Linked DNA regions of Mus musculus: region 2 is linked to region 1. A link is a loop called in an ENCODE intact Hi-C map of the cell type or tissue named here. Cell type or tissue: heart. All regions are shown on one strand. Each heading gives the region's core, and the rest is flanking DNA. Links, peaks and the distances in the headings are about the cores only.

Evidence for each region. Hi-C counts contacts between places; a loop is a spot of excess contacts. Peaks named below come from ENCODE experiments on the same cell type or tissue, not always from the same donor. Only the 100,000 strongest peaks of a DNase experiment are listed, where the experiment ranks them.
Region 2: a loop joins it to region 1, with 1.9 times the contacts of the local background. A loop is called at or near these places in 14 of 42 quality-filtered maps.

Annotation. Positions count from the first base shown.
Region 1 is chr11:78,274,244-78,282,607 of GRCm38, reverse strand. It overlaps 2610507B11Rik (RIKEN cDNA 2610507B11 gene), which reads right to left. Exons shown (of 39, transcript NM_001002004.2): 21 at 7,953-8,143; 22 at 7,721-7,820; 23 at 7,399-7,601; 24 at 5,274-5,568; 25 at 3,404-3,561; 26 at 2,693-2,899. Among named protein-coding and RNA genes, the nearest start is that of Rskr, 12 kb to the left of the region's middle. In heart, for the core only: a CTCF peak has its summit at 6,254 (motif pointing left); a DNase peak (open chromatin) is centred at 3,577.
Region 2 is chr11:78,221,617-78,229,980 of GRCm38, reverse strand. Supt6 (SPT6, histone chaperone and transcription elongation factor) reads left to right here. Exons shown (of 37, transcript NM_009297.2): 9 at 468-584; 10 at 938-1,027; 11 at 1,210-1,352; 12 at 2,942-3,090; 13 at 3,208-3,306; 14 at 3,672-3,801; 15 at 3,884-4,034; 16 at 4,163-4,317; 17 at 4,479-4,674; 18 at 5,246-5,385; 19 at 5,498-5,615; 20 at 6,751-6,827; 21 at 7,076-7,211; 22 at 7,496-7,633; 1 more. Among named protein-coding and RNA genes, the nearest start is that of Supt6, 20 kb to the left of the region's middle. In heart, for the core only: no CTCF peak of the experiment used is centred there; no DNase peak of the experiment used is centred there.

The DNA.
Region 1 (8,364 bases), core at 301-8,300:
CCGTTTTTTTATCTTCAGAGCTACTCTGAACCCAGGAATAGTGGCTGACACATGTAATCCCAGCAGTTGGAATAAGAGGAAGACAGATCTCTGGGCTTCCTGGACTTTGAGGTCAGTCTAGTTTACCTATCAAGTGCTAAGCAGCTAAAACTACACAGTAAGACCTCAAAAAATATAGCCAAGATGGCTCAGTAGGTAAAAGGTTTGCTGACCGAGTCTGAACTCATATAAAAGGGGAAAAGGATGGACAGATGGCTCAGCAGTAACGAGCATTTGTTTGTTGTTCTACCAGAAGATCAGGGTTTGGTTTCCAGCACCGACATCAGCAACTACCTAGTAAGTAATTTTAGTTCTAGGGATCTGACACCCTCCTTCTGGTGTCAGAGGGCATGCAGATGATATACAGACATTTAGGCAGTCACACATTAAAAAGTGGGAGAATTGACTCCACAAAACTATTATCTTTTAACCTCTAAAAACAACAGATCTCTCTCATACATACATAATAGGGCCTGAGTTTAAATCCTCAGTACCAATGTAAAAATCCAGGGAAGGCCACCCATTCCTGTAATCCCAGTTCTATGGAAGGTAGAGACAGAAACATTTTGGAGCATGCTAAATCCCAGCCTAGCTCCAATTTCAATGAAAGACCCTGTCTCAAGGGAATAAGGCACAACATGATAGACGTTTAATGCCCGTTCCTGTGGCCTCTGGGAATGCACAGGCACATATTTATTGCACACACATCACATGCTCACTTATACATACACCTACTTAAAAAGAAAACCATTCTGATATTGTCACTTTGGAGATCAGGGTAACTAACAGAATGAATGGCATGAAAAATCAAAGCAGTAAGATCAAGGCTTCAGGACTGGAGACATGTTTCAGTGGTTACGAACACTCACGGACTGCTCTTCCAAAAGATGAAGGTTCTATTCCCAGCATCAACTGGACATCTAACAACTTCTTGTAATTCTAAGTCTCATAAGATCTAACACTTTCTTCTAGCCTCTGCAGGCACCAAGCATACATTGGATACACAGACATACACGCAGGCAAAGTACCCATACATATTAAAAATAAATAAACATAAATAAGGCTTTAGGGGCTGGAGATGACTCGCAGTTAGAAGCACTTGCTCTTCTTGCAGAGGACCCAGATTTAGTTCCCAGCACTTATATGGCAGCTCACAATCACCTGTAATTAGTTTTAGACCTGACACCCTCTTCTGGTTCTTGAGGGCACTTATACATACATGGCAGACTCACAAACACATTTAAAAAAAAAAAAACTTACAAAAAAAATATATAAATGACACACACGAATATTTTAGAGATCCAGGATTTGGATGACGGATCTACTGAATCACAAAGTCACCTGGGGAAGAGAAAAATCATATTCTAACTCTAAGGATCTCTCCACTTTAATGCTAATGCAACTTAGGGGAGGGAAAAAAGCCTTCAACTATAAAAGGTGGCATTGCTTATAAATGCCCAGAAACTTCTGCCCACCTTTACATAGATAATTACCACTCCTACATCCCTATTTCTTTGGTGGTTATGGGGATCAAACCCAGGGCCTTATGCATAATAATCAAGTGTTACCACTGAGCCAGAACTCCAGCTAAGATACTTTCTGTGACTACCCCCAAGAATACTAGTAATAGACATGGTTGGTTAACTTCCTATGTGACCTAACCTGGCCATACTCGGCTTGACATCTGATCTAAATGTTCATCTGTGTCTGGCATCATTACACTTGAGGTTGCCTTGACTGAACCAGAAGTTCCTTTGCAGACATTCTAGCCAGGGACAAGAAGATCTACAAAAGAGGTTATCACTCTGGTTCATTTTATTATCATCATTCATGTTTTTTATTGTTTTTTTATCAGATATAACTGAATCCTTTAATTTATGTGCACACTTACCACATGTCAAATATATAAATGATAATATACAACACTAGCCTGATATGCCTCATGATCATCAACCCTCCGGTAAGTCTAAGAGCCTATCTTAGAAATTAAAATGTTCTACCTTAGCCAGTTGGTGGTAGCACATGCCCTTAACCCCAGGACTTGGGAGACAGAGGCAGGTGTATATCTGAGTTTGAGGTCAGTCTAGTCTACATAGCAAGTTCCAGGACAGCCAGGGATACACAGAGAAACCCTATCTTGAAAAACAAAAAACAATGATTGCTGAAACAATCATCTTTATGAAAGGCTATGAAAAAAAAACAAAAAACAAAAAAACAAACCCTTGGCTAGCCATGTGACACGTTTCCTGCACTACAGATGCTAAGGCAAAGGGATCTCCAGTTCCAGGCTACCTGGGCCTGAGACCAAACTGCATAGCAAGACTTGTCTCAAACTGACAAAAAAAGTTCTCAGATCCATTGTCTATTTCCTTAGTTGCCTGTTTGTGTGACGTTTATTAAGGGACTACAAACTAAAAAAGGAAAAAGTTCCTGTCTACTTACTCTAGTGCTGGTAAATGTAACAGTGCCACAGGAGAGAAAAGCACTAGTTCCTACAGCACAGAGGCTGCTCACAGTCACGGTATCAGCAGCTTCCTTTCCTACTAAGCAGAAAGGTAGGTACTATGAAGAATCTCCCAGTGGTTCTAGTTGAAGGGGCCAACTATAGAAAACTAGAGATATACAATGGACCTCCCCACCCAGGCTGACTAACCTCTAACCAGAGCTGTCGGCCATCCTGTTCAGTAGGGCTGCTTTCAGTGGTGGCAAAATACTGCATGCCATCTAACAGGCAAGTCCAGGAAGTCTTTTGTTTCAGTGTGTCACCATACCAAGCTGGATGGTGTTGGCACTGCAGCAACTGAGCTTTGGCAGCCGATACAATGACACAGCCTTCTGTCTCTGCTCCACGAAGAACCATCTATGTCAAGAGAAATGCAGTTTTAGACACAAAGGGGGCTGAGAAGGGTATTCAGATCACTGCTAACTCTAGCTTACAGAGCAAGCTTTATTGGGTTTTATACGTGGAAGTGTTACTCAGGAAACCTACAGAAAGGTACAAAGCTGAGTTCTCGCCACCCATTCTTCAGTTATACGTGGAGAAACATTGAGTTTAGCAATAACAAGCCCTCAGCACTCAGGAAACCAAGGCAAAGACAGCCAAGTTTGAGACCAGCCTGAGCCACACAGTGGGACCCCCTCCCAGCCCCCCTTTTTGAGGCAGGGTCTCACTATATTGTCTTCAAACTCAAAGATTCCCCCTGGCTCTGCCTCCCAAGAGCCTTCCTTGGGTTAAAGGTGTGAGCCGCCACATCCAACTTGTAGAATCCTAATTTTTTTTTTGTATTTTTAAAAAAATGATAGGGAAGTAAACATTTTTATTTGGGATCTATCTTCGTACTGGTTTCCTATTAAAAAAAGATACCTGGCAGTTAACCAGCTCAATAAGGCAGTTTCGGTTGTATATGTCATCTGTCTGGCAGGCAGCAATGCCACACAATTGGTCACTCATACCGGATTCCTCTTCTGTGAATACTACAAATCTGTCTGTCTCTTCAATCAGCTTCTGCAACATGTAAGCACCTGGCAAGGAAATCGGAAATGGGGAAAGGTCAGCGTCTCGAAGGGAAGGAGAACACATGCAGGACCACACTGAGCTTCTATTACTTCCTGTCTAGGTAAGGACTGAGCTACATCTTCAACCTGGAACACGGGTGCAGTTCACTCTATCCAACCCTTGACCCAAAGGATAAGATAAAAGCTATTTAGTTCCCCTCAGTGTTACTAAAAATAAAAGTGAACGATTTCCAATAAAAATAGAAATACCAGTTTAAATGGTGTTATTTTTGTTCCTAGGGTCCACATCCAGACAATGGCAGGAACTGAACCCAGGTGTGTCCGCTTGTCTCCGCTTCTACAGTGCTATAGAACAGGCTTATACTTTCCCCATTTTAACTCCTTCCAGCAGCCAAGTCTCCTATATGCACAGTGACGTTCTGTCCTTCTTACGCATCCCAGCTGTTCCACCTCCTTCCAGTCCTTGCTGCCTCCTGTTGATACCCTGTAATAGTTTCCTCATCTGTCTGTCCACCACCAGTCCTCCCACACAACACTGCTAGAGCTACCTTCCTGTTGAAATCTAATTGTGACAGTCTATTCAGAGACTTCAATAGTTCTTCATTCCTAATGTGGAAGGTCTCCCAACGATCCCCATCCCAACAATCTTTCTAACCCACTCCTTACACTCCTCTTATTACTGTGTTAAGGAAAACAAACTGTTTGCCATCTCTGAACAGGTCACCCTTTCCTAATATCATTCTCTTTTTTTTGTTTTTTTTTTCCGAGACAGGGTTTCTCTGTATAGCCCTGGCTGGCCTCAAACTCAGCCTGCCTCTGCCTCCCGAGTGCTGGGATTAAAGGCGTGCGCCACCACGCCCGGCTCCCTAATATCATTCTTATCCAGGTCATTCCCTCCTCACTGACTGCCCCTTCCCCCATTTCCACACATTCCACAAGCCATACCCTAAAAACTCAATTTAAGTCCTCACCTCATTTCCTTCCCTTTCACTGTAACTTCCCTATTTTTTGAATTCCTTCTGCATGGCACTGACACTTCTCCACTTGTTCTCACGGGCACCACTAACTTGCATTGCCTTGTATTCGTTATACCCTAAAATGCCATTCCTTTCTTGCCAAGTCTTACTTACCTTCAAGATTTTCCCCAGAGTGCTAAAGATAAAAAAAGAACCTGGTAGTGTTTCAGTTTTATGCCAACTAAGCACTTAAATCTTTGTTGCCTTAACAAAGTAAATGTATCAAAATGATGCAAGGCTGTGGATATGATCTTAGTAGTTGCTTAGAATGTCTGAGTTCAATGTCCAATATTGAAATTTTGAAAAATAGTTCTTTTTTTGTTATTGTTTTGTTTAGAAAAAGTATCACTCTACAGCCTTGGCTGGCCTAGAATTTGTACAGACCAGGCTGTCCTCTGCCTTGAGTGCTGAGATTAAAAATGTGTTCAACTACATCAGCAATAAAGCATTCTTAACTCTGCTTCTTTCCCTTTCTCTTCTGATTCCAATTCTTGCTGATCTTCTGGCCACAGGACAGACTTTCAAAGCTTCCTCATTTTTAGCAATATAAACCCAAGATGGCCGAATATAAATAAATGACACTTGCATCTCTGTGTCTGTATCGAGATGGAACCAGTCATAACTGAGTCATTCTTAAGGCCTTTTCCAAGCACATGTTCACGTTCTAAATGTAAACCCATAGTCTCATCTGTCCCAGCCTACCTCCTGATGATCCCTTATCAGGCCGTCCACTGAAGCTGGGAGTGCTGACATGAGGTGGGACTTGGGCACTAGGTGGGATACCCCGCTTTGGCTTTTTGGCTGACATCTGAGGATCAATCTTCAAACCTTTCAGGGCCTCAGTAGAGAGATTACGTTTGAGTACAGCTGCTTTTTTGTAGCCATCATATAAGCCAAAGGCAATGTCCCTATTGGTGGTTGTCCAGGAAATCCGTAAATCTACCAAATACAGCTGGTGTGTATGAAAGGCAGGATCACCATCTCGAGCAGAAAGCTCCTGAGAAACAGGAAAAGGGTACCAGGGTCACACAGACATTCCCACCTCTATTCCTGAACAGAAATGCAGAGACAAACTTGCTATAAACAGAGGGAGAAATGGCAAGACCCTCGAGAAATATTAAGTCGTCTTAGTTTGTACATTACTTTACATCCTAACTGCACTTAATGCAGTTTTAATGAATCAGTTAATTTCAAATGCTATACTTAACTGGGAAAGATGGAGAAAGCCAGCACTAAACAAAGTGTTAAGAACTTTTACTCAGGTGGGTGGGTATGGGGGACTTTTGGTATAGCATTGGAAATGTAAATGAGCTAAATACCTAATAAAAAATGGAAAAAAAAAAAAAAGAACTTTTACTCAGCCAGGCGTGGTGGCGCACGCCTTTAATCCCAGCACTCAGGAGGCAGAGGTGGGCGAATTTCTGTGTTTGAAGCCAGCCTGGTCTACAAAGTGAGTTCCAGGACAGCCAGGGCTGCACAGAGAAACCCTATCTTGAAAACCCAAAAAAAACACCCCAAAAAAACAAAAAAAAAAAAAGAAAGAAAGAACTTTTACTCATCCCAGAGAGATGGCTCAGAGGTTAAGAGCACTGTCTGTTCTTCCAGAGGTCCCAAGTTCAATTCCCAGCAACTACATGGTGTCTCTCAACCATCTGAACTGGGATGTGGTGCCCTCTTCTGGCCTGCAGGCGTATATGTAGGTAGAGCATAAAATCTTAAAAAACAAACTTTTTTTTTTTTGGTTTTGAGACAGGGTTTCTCTGTATAGCCCTGGCTGTCCTGGATCTCACTTTGTAGACCAGGCTGGCCTCAAACTCAGAAATCCGCCTGCCTCTGCCTCCGCCTCCCAAGTGCTGGGATTTAAGGCGTGCGCCACCACGCCCGGCTTAAAAAACAAACTTTTACTATTTCCTGAAGACCAAGAGATTTGTTAAGAGGGAGAGAAGAAAAGGAATTTTCTTTCTTTCTTTTTTCTTTTTTTTGTGGGGAACGGTGGTGCCAGGGATTGAACTCATTAATCCAATACCTGACACTGAACCGAATACCCAGCTCAGGAGTTCTCAAGGATGATGTCGCTATGTGACAGATAGCACATGCCTGTAATCCCAGCACTTCAGGCAGTGGCAAGAGGACAGAAAAGTAAAAAAATTCAAGCCAAACTTGGGCTACACAGCAAGACTATCTCAAAAATAAAACAAGACAGCAGCAGCAGCTGATCACACTCAGCATTTAAAAGTGTTTGCTGCCAAGCTTGGTGACCTCTGTTTGATCCCTGTGTACAAATGCACACACAGACATACAAACATCTTTCTTTTCTTTTTACATTAATGTAATAAAAATTAAAAAGAAGCAGCAGCAGCTAGTGAGATGGGTCAGTGGGTAAGGGTACTTACCACCAAACCAATGGCTTGAGTTGGATCTTCTGGACTAATAGGGTGGGAGGAGAAAACTGACTCCTGCTAACTGTCTGCTCACTTGCACACATATGTAACCACCAACCCAATAAATGCAACTTAAAAAGAGCAGCTGACACAACTATACCAAGTGAATATATCATAATGACATACACAGTATGAACACAGAAACCTTACCAGAATTTAACTCTCACCCCAAGGAAATGCTATTTGGACTCAGGAGATAACAGGTGTGGACAGGCACATGAGGGTAGGGCCCACATGACAGTAAAAGCCACATGACATGATACTATATTGTTGGACTTCTAAAGTCTCCAAAACGACTAGAAACTTCTGCTAAGCCACCAGTAGTCTATTTTACCCACTGAAATTGAGACACTAACATAAACTGATAAGAGACTGTCAAGCAGTACCTCTTCAGTGGTGCGATTGCTGTGCCGTTGGTAAGTAAGGGAAGACAGGCTCAATAGGTGGGTCTTTGTGATCAAGGGATCAAGGCAGTGGTCAGCGTTCTCTTCAGTGGGTGAAGCCATCAGATGAACAGTCACCTGACTTAAGTCACTCACCATCTGGGTTACACTCCACTCAGAAATAAGGCGCCGCATCACTGTGCCAGCTGAAAAAAAAGGAGCATATATTCCATGCAGAATGTATGAAAGTTATGTGAGAAGAGGAGAACGGAACCAAGAAGAAACCCAAGGAATAGACTAGGAGAAACAGACCCTCTGGCCTGACCTTGAGGTATAAGCCGCTGAGTTCCCCGAGTGAAGACATGGCCCTGACTGCACTCAATCTGGATGCCCCGTTGCTGGGCAAAGGAAGCCCAGTAATGTACCTGGTAATGAGAGAGAAAAAAAAACTGAAGAAAGGATGGCAGAAGAGAGGATTAAGAGATTCAACATATTAGAAAATAAAAAAAACTAAGAAAGGGAAACCCAGTTAACTACTGTTAGATGCTGAGTCTAACCTGTAGCTGGGGAAACAGTGCAGTATAGGAAAGCTGTTTGTAGTGCTGGCCAAGTTTTTTCTTGCTGGGCTTCAAGTTATTAAACAGTTTTCCTCTACAGATAGGCCTTGTGATGCTAGTCCAAGTTGCCCAGAAATTCTGCATCCAGCGCAGGGTACTACTATACACCAGAATTCGGGGCTGGGATATTGCTACAAAGGAAAGGACAGACGTATTCAAGCTGTGGTTGACACGTAGGTGAGGAAGCGCTTCCCTAGCTTCACTTTTAGAGATTACAAAACCCACACACCCTCCTCATATGCAGTGTCCCTAGCACTTCTTTCAAGGATCTAAGCTCTCTGCTGTCACCTACTGCCATGGTCTAAACGTTTGTCTGTTCATCCCCCTACTCGACTCCGACAGCCAGATATTT
Region 2 (8,364 bases), core at 346-8,345, 53 kb after region 1:
AGGTATACATGCAGGCAAAGCATCTGTACATGTAAATAAACGTTAAAAAGAATTCTAGGGCTGGTGAGATGGCCCAGAGGATAAGAGCACTGACTGCTCTTCCAAAGGTCCTGAGTTCAAATCCCAGCAACCACATGGTGGCTCACAACCATCTGTAATGATATCTGATGCCCTCTTCTCGGGTGTCTGAAGACAGCAACAGTGTATTTACATGAAAGGAAGGAAGCAAGCTAGCTAGCTTGCAAAAACAAAACAAAACAAAACAAGAATTCCAATGCAAATGAGAAACCAGTTCATGAGACTGAGAAGCTGTCCCTCCCCTGTGTGACGCTTCCTTCTTTATGCATGGAAAGAGCACTGTATGTGTATATGTAAGGAAAATGTCTATGAATGTTATGAAGCTCTGTGTGGTAAGTCACAGGGTAACATGATTTGCTGTCTGTGTTTTGTTTTGCTTCTTATTGTAGGACAGCTGTGATTACCTAGACCGTGGGCAGCCAACTAGTAGCTTCAGTCGTAAAGGGCCCAGCACAGTTCAGAAGATCAAAGAGGCCCTGGGCTTCATGCGGAATCAGCATTTTGAGGTAACTCCGTGAGCTCTGGTAGCCCGGTAGTTAGAAATTCTTTAGAAATTAGAGGATAAGGCAAGAGATAGCTACAAGTCAAGTGGTAACCCCCTTCCTCATCCTTAGGAGTCCCTTGGCTCAGGCGTGGTAGGGGCACTAGCAAGAGGTACTAGTGATCCAGGGGAGAGGATACTTGTTGACAGTTTACCTCCTCCACTAGGGAGAGCACTTCACTGGTCAGGCCAGTTGGAGAGGGCTTTCTTCTAATTTGAATTTTGTGGAGCTTTTAGTCTAGGAAATTATTATCTTCCAGCAGAAGAGATACTTTCAGATCTTTCTTCTGGATGACAGTAGTGTCCTTGCTACCATAGGTGCCTTTCATTGCCTTCTACCGAAAGGAGTATGTGGAACCTGAGCTGCACATCAATGACCTGTGGAGGGTGTGGCAGTGGGATGAGAAGGTAACATGGACAAAAGGCCCACAAGGAGCTGAGAACTGGGGTGGAGGAAAACCAGTATGGGGTTCTGCAGCTGTGACCTCCAGGACTGCCAGCTTCCTACATTGGGCTTTGCTAAGGGGAGCAGCAGACCTGAGTCTCCAGAGCTGAACCCCAGTCCTCACTCCTGCCTTCCTCTGCCCTAGTGGACTCAGCTGAGAATCCGCAAAGAGAACCTAACACGGCTGTTTGAGAAGATGCAGGCTTATCAGTATGAGCAAATCTCTGCTGACCCTGACAAACCTCTTGCTGACGGCATCCGGGCTCTAGATACTACTGACATGGAGAGGTAGGACTGCAGGGCTAACTTTGTTACTGGGCGCCTGCAGGCTGAAGGCAGGTCCTCAGGAGCACTGTTGCTTTGCAGAATTTGCAGCATAGGTCTGCAGCCTTTAGAGTCCAAATTTAGAGTACATCAAAAACTTCGTTCTTTGTGTTTAATTTTTCAAAACAGGGTCTCCTATGTAGCTCCTTCTGCTTTAGAACTCACCAGGCTGGAACTCAGAGATCTTCCTGCCTCTGCCTCCCAAGTACTAGGACTAAAGGCTTGTCCACCGCGCCCAGCTAAAAGTGGACTTTGTAGCTGAGTGGTGGTCCACTTCTGTAACTGGAGAGGTAGAGCTTGGAAGATCATGAGTTCAAGGTTAGCCTGAGCCATATAGAGCTCTATGGGGGAGGAGACTGACATTCATTTTGGTTTCCTGTATTGGTAGATAAAAAACAAATTGATTTCTTTACCAAAATTAAATTGTTAAAAAGAATTAGAAATTCAAGTTAGATGTGATGTCCCATACCTGTAATCCCAGCACCAGAATTGAGCAAACAGGAAAGGTATCAGGCAATACAGTGGCAGGCAGGTGCTTTCCCTCTGAGCCATCTCACCAGCCCCTGTGTCGTGTGTTCCCATCAGATAACATGTGCATTCACCCAGTGTACAGAAGGTTGCATAAGAAGAAACACTTTATAATTGGAAAGTAATTTGGGAGCCTGAACAGTGTGGTAGTGGAGGGCAACAGATAGTTTGGGTGGGTAGTACTTAAGCTAAGAAGTACTTTCAAGGACTTTGAACTTCACTAGGCACGTCTGTGTCTGCCTCTTCTTTATACCACTTTTTTCTCTTGAGACAAAGTCTTACTGTGCAGCCCAGACTGACCTCAGTCTTATAGTCTAGTTAGCCTGTCTTTCTAGTACTGAGACTACAGGGATGTCCTGCCATACCTGACTTTTATACATTCACTTCTAATAATTACCACTGATCATTTCAGTTTGTGTAAGTTTGTGTCCTTATTTTGTGTAAGTGTGTACATCTTGTTACAGGATCTCCTATAATCCAGTCTGGCCTCTGGCTGCTCATACTCCCAGCTCTCACACCCAGCTTTCTTGTTGGGTTTTTTGGTTTGTTTGTTTGTTTGTTTTGTTTTTTCTTTTTTTTTGTTTTTCTTTTTTTTGTTTGTTTTTTTGTTTTTTGTTTTTTCGAGACAGGGTTTCTCTGTGTAGCCCTGGCTATCCTGGAACTCACTCCGTAGACCAGGTTGGCCTCAAACTCAGAAATCCTCCTGCCTCTGCCTCCCAAGTGCTGGGATTCAAGGTGTGCGCCGCCACCACCCGGCTCTTGTTTGTTTTTGAAGTAGGATGTTGCTGAATGTCCCAGGCTTACCTCAGACTTGAAGCAAGCTTCTAGCTTCAGTCTTTAAATATTCAATCATGCACTGCCACTCCCAACAAGTTGCATTTCCTTAAGATACCTTAGCTGTGCTTGAGCTGAAGCTAGGAACTATTGTATGACTTTGTTCGTCCTACTTGATGTTGCCTCCTGGGACCTAGACACCTTACAGCAGAGCTCGCTCAGTAACGGGATGCTGCACCTTTCCCCTTCAGGCTCAAAGATGTTCAGTCAATGGATGAACTGAAAGACGTCTACAACCATTTCTTACTTTACTACGGGCGTGACATCCCCAAGATGCAGAATGCTGCCAAGGCTAGCCGGAAGAAGCTGAAACGCATAAAGGAGGATGGCGATGAAGAAGGTGCGTGTGGAGAAGGGATGCTCTGTCACTGGTTGGCGTGCACGTCCTTGGAGCTTTCTCAGATCCTTGGAAGCACCTCAGAAACAAGAGCTGACTGGTCTCAAATTTTGTTCCCAGGTGAAGGTGAGGAGGCTGAAGATGAGGAACAGAGGGGACCAGAGCTCAAGCAAGCCTCCCGCCGAGACATGTATACCATCTGCCAGAGTGCCGGGCTAGGTACAAACCACCTTCTTTGTCACCTAGGCATTGTAGCTTTAAATAAGGAAACAGCTGCAATAATCCCCTAGTGGACAGGAACAAGAAAGAATGCCTTAGTTACTTACCCAGGTCTCCGTGAACACTCGTTCCCCAGCCATCTTTATATATCCCCTTCCCTACGATTATCCAGTGGCTCTTGAATTTCTAAAGTAGTTAAGTCTTCCAGGTGATTAAAGTCAGGTTTTATTTGTTGCCTTTTGGTGACCTGCCCTGCCTGCTAATTGTCTTGTTGTCTGATTTCCAAGACAGCTGCTGTCCCTGTAACCACTGAGCATTCTGCTGGCTGGCTGCAGCCTCACCTATCACTCTTCTGTTTGCTCTAGATGGCCTGGCCAAAAAGTTTGGCCTCACACCTGAGCAGTTTGGGGAGAACCTCCGTGACAGCTACCAGCGCCACGAGACAGAGCAGTTCCCTGCAGAGCCTTTGGAGCTGGCCAAAGATTACGTGTGCAGGTGGGCATGCAGTAGTGGACCAGCAGGAGGGGTGACCCGGATGAGACACCCTCATCCTGCAGCTCCACTGTTGTCCCCACAGCCAGTTCCCTACACCAGAAGCTGTGCTTGAAGGTGCCCGATACATGGTTGCACTACAGATTGCCAGGGAGCCCCTTGTCAGACAGGTGCTGAGACAAACCTTTCAGGAGAGAGCCAAGCTAAACATAACCCCAACCAAGAAAGGTAGAAAGGTAAGTTGGGGAAAGGGCGACTGTTCTAAACCGCCACACTAAACTGCATCTATGTGGAGCCCAATGGCAGCCTCTCCTCCCTGAGCAAGCACTGCCTCCCGCTCACGCCGTCCTCTCTGTGACTTTAGGATGTGGATGAGGCCCACTACGCTTACTCTTTTAAGTACTTAAAGAACAAGCCTGTTAAAGAGCTGAGAGACGACCAGTTCCTCAAGATAGGCCTGGCTGAGGATGAAGGGCTGCTCACCATTGACATCAGCATAGATATGAAGGGAGTGGAAGGGTAAGTGAAGCCTTGAGCTGGAAGAAGTTGGTGGAGGGAGGGCAGCTCTCAGGAACGCAAACCACCATTTCTGAGTTATATGAGCTTACCATTGGTTCACTTGTGCATGTCTGAGCGTTGTGTTTTCTCTGTCAGAACCAGAGCTTTGTATATTTCTTCAGGTATGGTAATGACCAGACATATTTTGAGGAGATCAAGCAGTTTTACTACCGGGATGAGTTCAGCCACCAAGTACAGGAATGGAACCGGCAGCGCACTATGGCCATTGAGCGAGCTCTGCAGCAGTTCCTCTACGTGCAAATGGCCAAAGAACTTAAGAACAAGCTGCTAGCTGAGGCCAGGGAGAGTGTTGTGAAGGTGAGGCCCACAAGCTCATGCGTCTGCCCTCTCTGGGGTGGTAACTAGGTAGTTAACCCAAGGCCTTGCACAAGTAGGCAAGTATTCTACTACTGAGCATACCACCCTAGCCCTAAGCTCATTTTGGTCTGATTTATTTATTTATTTATTTATTTATTTATTTATTATGTGTATGGGTATATGCACAGATATGTGAAGGTCAAGGTTACCTTTCAGAAGTTGATTCTCCCCTTCTGCTATGTGGTTCCCATGTATTGAACTCGGGTTGTCAGGGCTGGCAGCGGGGGCCTTTCTTTATATGCTAAGACTTATCTATCTCCATACACACACACACATACACACACACACACACTCTCTCTCTCTCTCTCTCTCTCTCTCTCTCTCTCTCTCTTAACCCAGGCTTGACCTTGTGATCCTCCTGTGTGCTCATGCCACGATGCCCTAACTTTCCTTCTTTGTAGAACTACTTGTAAGCCTGCCAAGTAGCTAGGAAGATGTGCTCCCATGAATACATGCCTTTGTCCGCTTGAAGGCCCTGGTGACCACAGTGCCTGCTGGGTCTTTCCTTTAGGCCTGTAGCCGAAAGCTCTACAACTGGTTGAGAGTGGCACCCTACCGTCCAGATCAGCAGGTAGAGGAGGACGACGACTTTATGGATGAGAACCAGGGGAAGGGCATCCGAGTCCTAGGCATTGCTTTCTCCTCTGCCAGGTACCTGTCTGCCCTGCACCATCTCTCTCCGTCTTTCATGTTTTCTTCTTCCCATTCATGGTTCAGATTGCTAACTGTTGCGCTGTTCTCTCCGTGGCTGGCTGGCTGGCAGAGATCACCCTGTGTTCTGTGCCCTAGTCAATGGTGAAGGAGAAGTGACTGATTTCCTCCGCCTGCCCCATTTTACCAAGCGGCGAACTGCATGGAGAGAAGAGGAGCGGGAAAAGAAGGTAAATCTCTACAACACTGGTCACGTGCGTGTACCCGGGGTGCGCTCTGCAATCAGCGAGATCAAAACAACAGAACCTCACATAAATAAGTTTATCACTCATTAAGGATACACCAGAGGAATGTGATAACCTTAGGGAATAGTATCAGATGTAGGCCAGGCTGCTTTGAACTCAGAGATCTGCCTTCCTCTACCCTCCCTGGCGCCCCTCCATTGCTGGGATTAAAAGCATGCACCACCACCACCACCACGTAAAAAAACAGTAAACCACACTGTTTACTGATACTTTGATTCCCATGTTTTTGTTGTTGTTGTTTTGTTTTGTTTTTTGAGATAGGATTTCACTGTGTAGCCTTGGCTGGCCTTGAACTCGCAGAGATTCATTTACCTCTGCCTCCCAAGTGCTGGGTTTAAAGGCCGGCTCTGATCCCCATTGTAATGTTTAAAAACTATCTCATCTCTGGAAGTCTGTCTTAATTCTGCAGGCAGTAGATGGCACTCAGTTACTGGGTGTGGTTTCTCTCTGGTATGCAGCCGGTGCCCAGGCCTGTGTCCCTCTGCATCTGTCTTGGCTGCTTCTCTTCTTACCAGCATCTGGGTCACACTGTCCCATGAGCTGAGAGCCACTGGGGAATTACGCCAGCCTCTCCCTGCTTCTCCCCGTCATCACCTCTTTTTTCATAAGAAGGCTGAATTTGAAATATTTCTGAATTTCCTTTTCTTTCTTTCTTTCTTTCTTTCTTTCTTTCTTTCTTTCTTTCTTTTTTTTTTGGTTTTCTGAGACAGGCTTTCTCTGTGTAGCTCTTGCTGTCCTAGAAGTCACTCTGTAGACTTATCATAATGATATCTTAAAATTTTATAAGACCCTTATTCTAAAAAATTTAACAAAGTTAACAACTATGGTTTATGTTCTTGTTTTTTTAAGGGGGGGGGATGTTGATTGTTCTTTTGTTTTTCCTGAGACAGGGTTTCTTTGTGTCATAGTCCTGGAACTCCCTTTGTAGGCCAGGCTGACCTCAAACTCATAGAGATTTGCTTGCCTCTGCCTCCCAAATGCTGGAATTAAAGACATACCACCGTACCCAGAAAACTTTCCATGCTCAGAGTTGTTCAGCTACAATTTTCTTTTAATTCAGGCTCAAGATATTGAAACCCTAAAGAAGTTTCTTGTGAATAAGAAGCCTCATGTGGTCACTATCGCAGGAGAGAACAGGTAAGGAGGAGCGCGGGGCTCTGGGAAAGCCTGGGGCAAGGCTGTGACCCAGTCCCTCGTCTCTTATTGCTAAATCGGGTACAGTCTGGAGCAGAGGCTTTGTGTCAGGGGGTGATGTTGACACCCTTGGGTTTCTCTGGAGAGGTGGTTCTTTGTCTTTAAAGCTCTTTTCTCCACACTCACGCATCAGCAACACTCTCCATCCCTGAGGAAGGGCATCCTTTAACCAGTACTGCTCATCCTTCTAGGGATGCCCAGATGCTGACTGAGGATGTGAAGCGGATAGTGCATGAGCTGGACCAAGGCCAACAGCTGTCTTCTATTGGGGTGGAGCTGGTTGACAATGAGCTGGCCATTCTGTACATGAACAGCAAGAAATCAGAGGTAATGCTGACTCCCTACCTCAAGGCTTGCTCTGGGGACTGCTCTAGACCTCAGAGACTGGACAGGAAATACAGGTTGTCCAGGTTAGGCCTGTTAATTTACCTACTCACACACTTCCTGGGCTACCAGACATAGTTCAGGTTGGCAACTGCAGAGATTAAATTGATTCTAGGAAAGGAAGGGCTCAAAGAAGATAAGAGAGTGGCCTCCTGCCAGGGTGGTATGGTCTCTCTCTTCCTGGTCACTGAGAACACTAAGGTTCTGTGACCTTTCTTTGGTTCTAGGCAGAGTTCCGGGATTATCCACCAGTTTTGAGACAAGCTGTCTCTCTAGCCCGGCGTATCCAAGACCCTCTGATAGAATTTGCCCAGGTGTGCAGCTCAGATGAAGACATCCTGTGTCTCAAGTTTCATCCCTTGCAGGTGAGTAGAATTGGCAAGTAGGCCAGGAGGGTAAGAAGGCACGGTAACCTTACTGCTGCTGTGTTGCTAGGAGCATGTTGTGAAAGAGGAGCTGCTTAACGCCTTGTACTGTGAATTCATCAACCGGGTCAATGAGGTCGGGGTGGATGTCAACCGTGCCATTGCCCATCCTTACAGCCAGGCCTTGATCCAGTATGTCTGTGGCCTGGGACCCCGAAAAGGGACCCACCTGCTGAAGGTAAGCTTGTATTGATTAAAAACAATCATTTCGTTAAGTGTGAAGAATTTTTGCCAATATGATTGACAGATCAGAGAGGTAAAATAGGTTGTTGAGAATTACTTAGCCCATTGAGTATCAGAGTCCAACCTCAGGCCCAGAGGGGCGAACCCTGCTCCTCGCTATGCTATACTGTTCTGGGCTATGCTATGCTATGCTATACTGTATATACTACAATGACCATAAGCCATGATAGAAAAACCAGAAGAGCTGAATTTCTTCTTCCAATGGAAACAAGGGATTTCAGAGAGCGCTTCACCACCATTCACGACAATGTTTTTTCTGATGTGAATGATACTAATTCTGCTTGTGTTGACACACTTTCAAGCCATGCAGTTACACGTCATCTTTTGGTTTGGTTGGAGGTTTCGGTTAGTTGGTAGTTTTTTTGAGACAGGGTTTCTCTCTGTAGCCCTGGCTGTCCTGGAGCTTGTTCTGAAGACCAGGCTGGCCT